Regions from separate parts of the Homo sapiens genome. Here region 1 is linked to region 2. Evidence: chromatin contacts called from ENCODE Hi-C or POLR2A ChIA-PET data. All regions are on one chromosome and are shown on one strand. Each heading gives the region's core, a stretch centred on a gene start or an enhancer-like site at or near the end of the contact. The rest is flanking DNA. Distances are from core to core; before and after follow the strand shown. Region 1 overlaps HSPBAP1 (HSPB1 associated protein 1). Region 2 overlaps CD86 (CD86 molecule).

Evidence for each region. Hi-C counts contacts between places; a loop is a spot of excess contacts on that map. ChIA-PET counts read pairs that join two places held with the same protein, here RNA polymerase II (POLR2A). Pooled maps may share reads with other maps.
Region 1: a loop to region 2 is called in a pooled map, with 4 times the contacts of the local background. The contact joins two enhancer-like sites. A Hi-C loop is called at or near these places in 1 of 37 single-sample maps with no recorded cell type and 2 of 50 pooled maps. POLR2A ChIA-PET finds 5 or more read pairs at or near these places in 1 of 52 experiments (activated B cell).

The regions. Positions count from the first base shown.
Region 1 is chr3:122,771,767-122,776,057 of GRCh38, reverse strand. All of the region lies in intron 2 of HSPBAP1 (HSPB1 associated protein 1), which reads left to right. Among named protein-coding and RNA genes, the nearest start is that of HSPBAP1, 20 kb to the left of the region's middle. Within about 2 kb of position 1,662, at least 3 of the 41 ENCODE cell types and tissues checked have a DNase peak (open chromatin) inside an H3K27ac peak, as active enhancers do.
Region 2 is chr3:122,099,883-122,104,120 of GRCh38, reverse strand. CD86 (CD86 molecule) reads right to left here. Exons shown (of 7, transcript NM_175862.5): 3 at 274-609. Among named protein-coding and RNA genes, the nearest start is that of CD86, 47 kb to the right of the region's middle. RefSeq lists an enhancer at 2,872-3,061. Within about 2 kb of position 2,825, at least 3 of the 41 ENCODE cell types and tissues checked have a DNase peak (open chromatin) inside an H3K27ac peak, as active enhancers do.

The DNA.
Region 1 (4,291 bases), core at 413-2,912, 670 kb before region 2:
ACTTAGAATATATCATATAAGTGGAATCATTCACTATTGGCCCTTTTGTGCCTGGCTTCTTTCATTTAGTATGTTTTGAAGGTTCATCCATGTTGTAATACATATCAGTACTTCAATTCTTTCTATTGCCAAATAATATTTTGTTGTACAAATATGTACATTTTATTTATCTATTCAGTTGATGGACGTTTGAGTCATTCCATTTTTTGGCTATTACAGATAATGCTACTATGAACATTCATGTACATGTTTTTGTGTGGACATGTATTTTCATTTCTCTTGGAGTAGAATTGCTGGGTCATACAGTAATTCTGTGTTTAACATTTTGAGAAACCGTTTTCCAAAGCAGCTGCATCATTTTATATTCTCACCTTCAATGTATGAGAGTTCCAGTTTTTTCCACATCCTTGCCAACACTCCATTTTAAAAATTATAGCTATTCTAGGCCGGACGCAGTGGCTCACGCCTGTAATCCCAGCACTTTGGGAGGCCAAGGCGGGTGGATCACGAGGTCAGGAGTTTGAGACCAGCCTGGCCAACATGGTGAAACCCCGTCTCTACTAAAAGTACAAAAAAAAAGAAAAAAAAATTATAACTATTCTAGTGTATGGGAAGTATTATTATAGTTTTGATTTGTGTTTCCTTAATGACTAATAATGTTGAGCATCTTTTTATGTGTGTGTTGGCCATTTGTATGTCTTCTTTGGAAAAATGTCTATTCAAATCCTTTGCCCATTTTCTAATTGTTTTTGTCTTTTTATTATTGAGTTATAAGAGTTCTTTATATATTCTGGATACTACCCTTATTAAGTATATGACTTGCAAAGGTCCCACTACCCAGAGATAATCACTAGTTATATTTTGAGGTATGCCCATGTAGGCCTTTTTGTATTTTAAAAATAAAGTTATATTAATTTTCACAGCTTGCTTTTTTTTTTTCTTTTACTCTGAGCAGCTTCTCTTGAGATTGTATGATTTTTCAATGGCTACGTAATATTTCATTGTTTGGTAGTATCATAATTTATTTTAAAGTTTTGATGATTTAGATTGCTTACAAGTTTTAAATTTTAAAAAGACTGTAGTGAACATCTTTGCAAACAGATTTTGTCAGTTTCTGATTACTTCCTTAGGATTGATACCTAGAAGGAGAGTTACTGGATCAAAGGATATGAGCATTATCATCAGTAGCAACACTATCTGTGAAGCTTCTTACACCAGAACTTCTGAATCATTCTGATTGCCTGTCTTGAATGGTGTCTTGTGACTCAGTGACTTACATCCTAAATATCTAGCATCTGCCTGCTTCTGTCTGTCTCCACAGCCATCCTCTAGTGGGCGTTACCCTGCTCGCTGTCTCTCACCTCCATAGTTGCGTGGCCTCATCCTAGTCTCTCTGCACCCCTTGCCCTCCCTTCCCACACCATTCCTCATACTGAAGCCAGAGATGACTTTTAGGAAAACAAATCTAATCTTATTTCTCTGCTTAAAACACTTAAATGGCTTCCAGTTACGCTTAGGCTAAAGACCAAAATGTCCATTGTGGTGTGGAAGGCCCAGCATCATTTCTGTCCCTGAGCTCAGGCCAGACAAGCATTTTTCAGTTTCTGTATTTCCAGGGCTTTGTTTCTTCCTACTTCAGGGCCTTTGCATGTGTATGTAGTTCCCTGTGTCTAGCCTCTCTTTTCTCACTTCCCTTTCCCCCTACTTTACCTAAATAATTCATCTCCTTCTGTCAGATCTTAGCTTAAATGTCATTTTTCCTGACCAAATCTATCCTTCCCCATACCCCAAATCAGGTGTGACTATTCAATTACCTCAGAACACTTTGTATTTCTTAGTAACACTTAGCACAGTTGTAATCACATGGTTGTATAATTACCTGTTTAAAGTCTCTTCCCCTCAAGAAGGTCACTTCTGTGAGGGCAAGGGCCACGTCTCATCATGGGCTGAGCACCTAATGGACATTGAATTTGTGAAGTGAAAGAATGAAAGACTTTGAAACATACAGCTAAGGGCTTTGCACGAAGGCGGTTTCTATTTACATTCTTTTCAGAACATGTGAGGGTTCCTGTTTTGCTACTCTTTGGCCAAAACTGAAATTTATCTTAAAGATCTTTCAGGCTGGCCATGGTAGCTCATGCCTGTAATCCCAGTTCTTTGGGAGGCTGGAGCAGGAGGATTGCTTGAGCCCAGGAGTTCAAGACCAGCCTGGGCAACATAGCAAAACCCTGTCTCTACAAAAAGTATAAAAAAATTATCTTGGCATGATGGTGTGCACCTGTTGTCCCAGCTACCCAGGAGGTTGAGATGGGAGATCACCTGAGCCTGGGAGGTCGAGGCTGCAGTCAGCTGTGATCATGCTACTGCACTCAAGCCTGGGAGACAGAATGAGGCCCTGTTACGTGAAAAATGTTATCTCATTATTTTAATTAACATTTATTTGGCCGGGCACAGTGGCTCATGCCTGTAATCCTAGCACTTTGGGGGGCCAAGGTGGGCGGATTACCTGAGCTCAGGAGTTCGAGACCAGCCTGGGCACGTGGCAAAACCCCGTCTCTGCTAAAAATACAAAAAATTAGCCAATTAGCCAGTGTGGTGGTGCACGCCTGTAATCTCAGCTATTTGGGAGGTGAGGCGTGAGACTCGCTTGAACCCCAGAAGCAGAGGTTGCAGTGAGCCAAGATAGTGCCACTGCACTCCAACCTGGGCCACAGAGTGAGACTCTGTCTCCAAAAAAAAAAAAAAAAAAAAAAACACATTTATTTGATTGCTGGTGATGTTGAACATACGTTCATGTTTATTAGTAATTTGTATTTTTTCCTGATAATTGGTCTTTGACTATTTCCTTATTGGGATTTTAGGGTTTAAAAATTTTTTTGAATTCTTCATATATATTATGAAGATTGTGGCATGGCACAGTGACTCACACCTAAAATCCCAGCACTGTAGGAGGCCTAGACAGAAGCATCACTTGAGACTGGGAGTTCCAGAACAGCCTGGGCAACATAGCAAGATCCTGTCTCTACAAAAAAAAAATTTTAATTAGCCAGGTGTGATGGTGCACACCTGTAGTCTTAGCTACTCAGGAAGCTGAGGCAGGAGGATTGCTTAAGCCCAGCAGTTCAAAGTTCTGACCACGCCACTGCCCTCCAGCCTGGGCAATGGAGTAAGACCCTGCCTCTAGAAATAAAAAAATAAGTAAAAAAAATGAAAAAATAAAGATTGTGTTGTTAACTAATAAGCTTCCTAGTTATTGTTTGCTTTCTCATTTTAGCTTCACAGTTTTATATTTTTATATAATCAAATAATGCTTTATTAACATTTTTATTTTAACTTCAGAAATTCCTTCTTTATCCTGAAAATAGAGAAATATTCTAATAATTTTTTTCTAATTGATTATTTCTTTTTTACATTTAACTATCCATTTCTTATTTATTTTGGTATATGGTAGTCAATGAATTTTTTTTACACAAATAGCTAAATTTGGAAATTTTATTCCTGTACCATTTACTGAATATTTATTTTTTACCCTACTGACTTTGGAAATCACCTTTATTATTTTACTATATTCTTGTATATTCCAGCATCGGTTTTTGGGCCGCATATTAAGCTACCAGTTTGGGGGCCAGTAAAACAGTTTTAAAACATGATTTTAGTTCTGGTATGTATTTTAATATTTGAATATACAATTCATCCTCCCTAATTACTCTTTTTTCTTATATATTATTGAATTTTATACATCTAAATGAACTTTAGAGTTACACAAAGTTCTCACTGTAAAGAAATCCTGTTGGGATTTCAAATGAAAATTCATTAAGCTCTATAATTAATTAATCCCATTGTTATAATACTGTATCTTCCCACACAGGAACATGTTATCTTTACTTATCAAGTCTATTTGGCTCTCAGTAAAATGATTTATAGTTTTTATATAGGTCTACAGATTCCTTAAAATATTGTAAATTTATTATAACTGTTACGAAGGAAATATTTTTGCCTGTTACAGTTTTCTAACTGGTTGTGATTGGTCATAGAGAAAAGCCAGTTGTTTCTGTGTGTTTATATTGTGTGCACCTACTTATTAGCCTAGGTAGTTTTTTGTTGTCTTGTGGGTTTTCTAGTTAGACAGGCATATGATTTTAAAAGTAAGGATAACTTTGTTTCCTCTCTGTTGAGTGTATTTCTTATTTCTGTTTTAGGTCTTAGGTCTTGGTTAGAATTTATCTAGAATACTTGAAATAGAAGTGTTAATAATTGGCATTTTTGAATATCATGTGTTCCTTAGTTTATT
Region 2 (4,238 bases), core at 1,576-4,075:
CTTTGTTCAATTAGCTCTATTTTTTCCCCAAAGCAGATTTTTACTGATCCTTCAGAAGCAGACTATAAAAAGTACAAAAGACTTTCAGTTCCCTACTCCCAGACTCTACACTCCCTTCAAATGCACTTCCCAGAAGTGGCTGTCCTCTGCCTTCTCTCTATAGACCCCCCTTTTCCCCTGGGCCCCTCAAGTCCCCCTCCAGTGTTTTTCTAACTCATTTGCAGTCTCATCTGAGAAGGCTAAGAATCTGAACACACACCATTGACCACATACCAAGCACTGACAGTTCAGAATTCATCTGGTGGATGCGAATCATTCCTGTGGGCTTTTTGTGATGGATGATACATTGATACAAGCCCTTGTCCTTGATCTGAAGATTGTGAAGTCTCAGGGTCCAACTGTCCGAATCAAAACTTGTGCGGCCCATATACTTGGAATGAACACTGTCAAATTTCTCTTTGCCTAAGTATACCTCATTCAGAACCAAGTTTTCCTGGTCCTGCCAAAATACTACTAGCTCACTCAGGCTTTGGTTTTGAGAGTTTGCAAATTGGCATGGCAGGTCTGCAGTCTCATTGAAATAAGCTTGAATCTTCAGAGGAGCAGCACCTAAAAAAGAAGGTTAAGGATTAGGGAGGGAGAAACAAGAGGAAAGGGGAAAAAACCTCCATTTCTCTTTATACAATACCCAGATACTATCTTATCAGTAATCATGCTGAAGAATAAGATATTAAGCTCTGGAACTGTGCACATCTGCTTGGCATCTGGAGATTAGGACCTTTGTCCTTGCTTCACCGCTGACTAAATGTGTGGCCTTGTACAAACTGCAATCTTTATGAGCCTCAGTTTCCTCATCTGATTAATGAAGTGGTTGACTAAATGTTCCAAGGGTCTTTCTAGTACTGTGGTTCTGTGAATTTAAATTGCAAGACAGGGAAAAACCAGTAGAGTTAGACAACCCATTCACCCACCAGTTACCTTCCTATAACCTTAATTTTAGTTTTCATCACTGTAGCTGTTACAGGTTCCATAACTTCTACACCATCACCAAAAGCTTTCCCCTCCCCTCCCATCCACATATTCCTTGGTCTGCTATGGTGAAAAGATTGCTGATAATGGTAATAAATTATAGCCCCCCTTTATTATACTTCATTAGTTGGGGAATCACGTTGAGTAACATCTTTGAAATTCAAATAGCTCCCTTTACAGAACTTCCCCTATGACTGCTGCTCCCATGGCCAGCACTTCCAAGGATGTCAAATGCTTTAGAAATGACTTCGATAGTGAACCAAGGCCTTTATTTTCAGTGACCTCTCTAAGCTCTTTCAGAGATCAGAAAGAGAACTGGGCAAATTTGATGGCTGTTTTCGGATTGTGGTGGTCAATGACCATTTAAGGCACATGAGTGAAATGCTGAAAATGAATCATAGATGGGCAGGTGAGGATGTGCTTTGGGAGTATTGGGGAAACCCCAGGCACCACAAACTTGCTGCTCCCAGTATGCACTGACCCTGGACAATTTTACAACCATAGACATCATGCTGGAAGGGTTGAGAGAAAGGCTTTAGTCCTTGAGGACACTTTGGGGTTTGTGGGAAGGATGTGGGCCACCCAACTACTTAAATGTGAATGATCACGGGGTTTGTGTAGGACCTTTTCTAGGTTACAGAATTACTTGAGACTTGGCAAAAAAAAAAAAAAAAAAAAAAAAAAAGTAAGCAGTGGTGGGTGAGAAGTGCGGGGGTGGAGAGTGGGAAGGCTGTTTCTTACTTAATATGAAGTTAGATGCCACCTTGGAGAGGAAGTTAGTGTAAGTTCTAAATAAAATTTCATCATTCAGGATTTATGTGAAGGCATGTTGACATTGAGGAGGAAAGGGAGGAGATGGGTTGATGAGAGAGATGAGAGGAGCTTCATTTGAAGAGTTCTAAGTGGGGGAGTAATTAAATTGATGTGGTTTCTCTTGAAAGAGGGAATAGAAGGACAGATAACAGTGACATGCACTTGTCAAACTAAACTGTGTACAGAGTGGCCCAGTGAGAACACATAATCAAGGGGTTGGTGGTGGTCTTGAACTCTTAGGGAAGCAGACAGCAGGCATCAGTGGGAGTTTGCACAAATATGAATCACTGCCTATTTCACTACACTCACTAGGACCCTGTGAAGTACTTGAGGTATAAAATGCACCACCTGTAGAGGATGCGTACCGGTATTGGAGGGAGGAAGGAAAATCTATATGCGTACCCTGACAGTGAAAGGGAGACCTAAGGAAGATTTAGTGTGTTTATGAATCACCTTACAAGGCAAACCTGAGGCTTCTGCATCTTCTTTGCTGAGCTCTTAATGTAATGCAAGAGTGCCCCCTACTGTAAAAGCTTCTAGCATTGTCTCTGAGGAAATACTGGTTTTAGTCTAAATTGTCATGTAATATAGGACAGATGACCTGATGGAGAAACCAAACACACAGTTAAAAATTCTGCCAATTAACAGTCAATGTTATGTTATTACTCAGCTGTCAGTTGTGCCTTCTGGACCTGGAAATGACTTCGTCTTTAGCTGCTTCTGTCTTCTTGATTTACATATATATATATATATATATATATATATTTTTTTTTTTTTTTTTTTCTGTAGAGCCTCACAGTATCTTCTTTCCTTCCCATCCATTCTGTCCACTCACAGACCAGTCTAACTCCGCTGACCCAGGCCCCTTCTCCCAAAGATTACAACGGCTTTCTCTTCCACTCATCGAGTGCTCCCTTCTTCACCTAGCAACTGAAAGTGTGATGTATGGACCAATGAGATTCACGTCACATGTGGGCTGGTCTGAAACACGGAATCTCTGGCCCCACCCAAGACTTACTGATTCAGAACCTCCATTTTAACAAGAGCTATAGTTTGAGCAGCTGTTGTAGAGAATCTCTGCCTCTGTCTCCAGAGTGGATCACAGAAAATGACATGAAAATTTTTTTTCCATCCATCCCTCCTCAGACTCCCTCTCCTCCCCATGGGGTGGAAATCACTTTGAAATCCATTCTGAGTGGAACTGAAAGTATTTTGCAATTTATACTCCATAGCACCTCACCAACCACTGGCTTCCATGATCTCACACAGAGCCAGGCATGGGGGATGCTGCTAATCCTTTCTCTGACTAAATGGGGAAAGTTTGGCTCAAGGTCTGTGATCACCAAATGACTTCAGGCCTTCCATTTTATGACCCCAGACCTCAAGCCACCTAGCAACTGGACTTACTGGGATTCCATAGGTGGGTAAGCATTGAGAATCTCTCCCTTCCCCAGCACTTGGGTAAGAGGAATGGTCGAAGTCTAGTTACAATGGGTTGCTATGATGTCAGGAACAAGTCGCTCAAGAATCCAGCTAGATGCCTTCGTAATCAGCTGAAGGAATTTGTTTCAAAGGATAATTAAGGACTTCCTGAGCAATACACTCTACTGTTGGAATGCCACTCAAAAACTGTAATTTGCTAGCCTTATGAAGTCTCTGACCCCACTGGGACTTCAGTGTTCCCTGGCTGCTATCCCCAAATGCATATCTTATATGTTTAAGAATTATCTCTTCTTTATGTTCCTATGCTTATCTGTACTAAAAAAAATTCCTTCTTTTACTAAACTTCCTCCAAAGTTTTACTTGGCCCTTTGAAAGCCTCATTCCATTACTTACTACAAGGAAACTCTCCCACATCTTTAACCCCTTCATTGACTGTTTCCCTGAGGTTATTATTTCAGTGAAATCTGGCTTCACCCAAAGGAAGCCACTTGCTCCAGCCCCAGCTACTGTTTGTTTTATCACACTTTGTGGGGACTTTGAGCAACACCTTCCCCTTTTGAGGTGTCTGACTTTCTCATTGCTTGTAGCTACTAAGTCACTACCACCTTGCTAAATGAGGATTTTGGCATTAGATGCAAGGTCTTGCTAACAATTTGGGTGACTTCTTCATGAATGAGTCTAACAACCTTGCCTCAAATTTCTTTGATCTTGTCAACTCCACAGGTCTACACCCGCAGACTATTTCAGCAGCTGCCCCCCACCTTCTTATGACATAACCCTGAAACTTTTCACCTGGAGCAGCTCAGTCCCTAGAATCTTAATCTCAATATACTAATCTCCGTCCACAACCTCCTATTCATCCAGGTTTTGCTCTTGCTTACTCCTTCTACAACTGTTGTTCAACTTAATCAAGACCTCAGCTTTATCCAGACCCTGTAGTGCAGTGTTTTCCA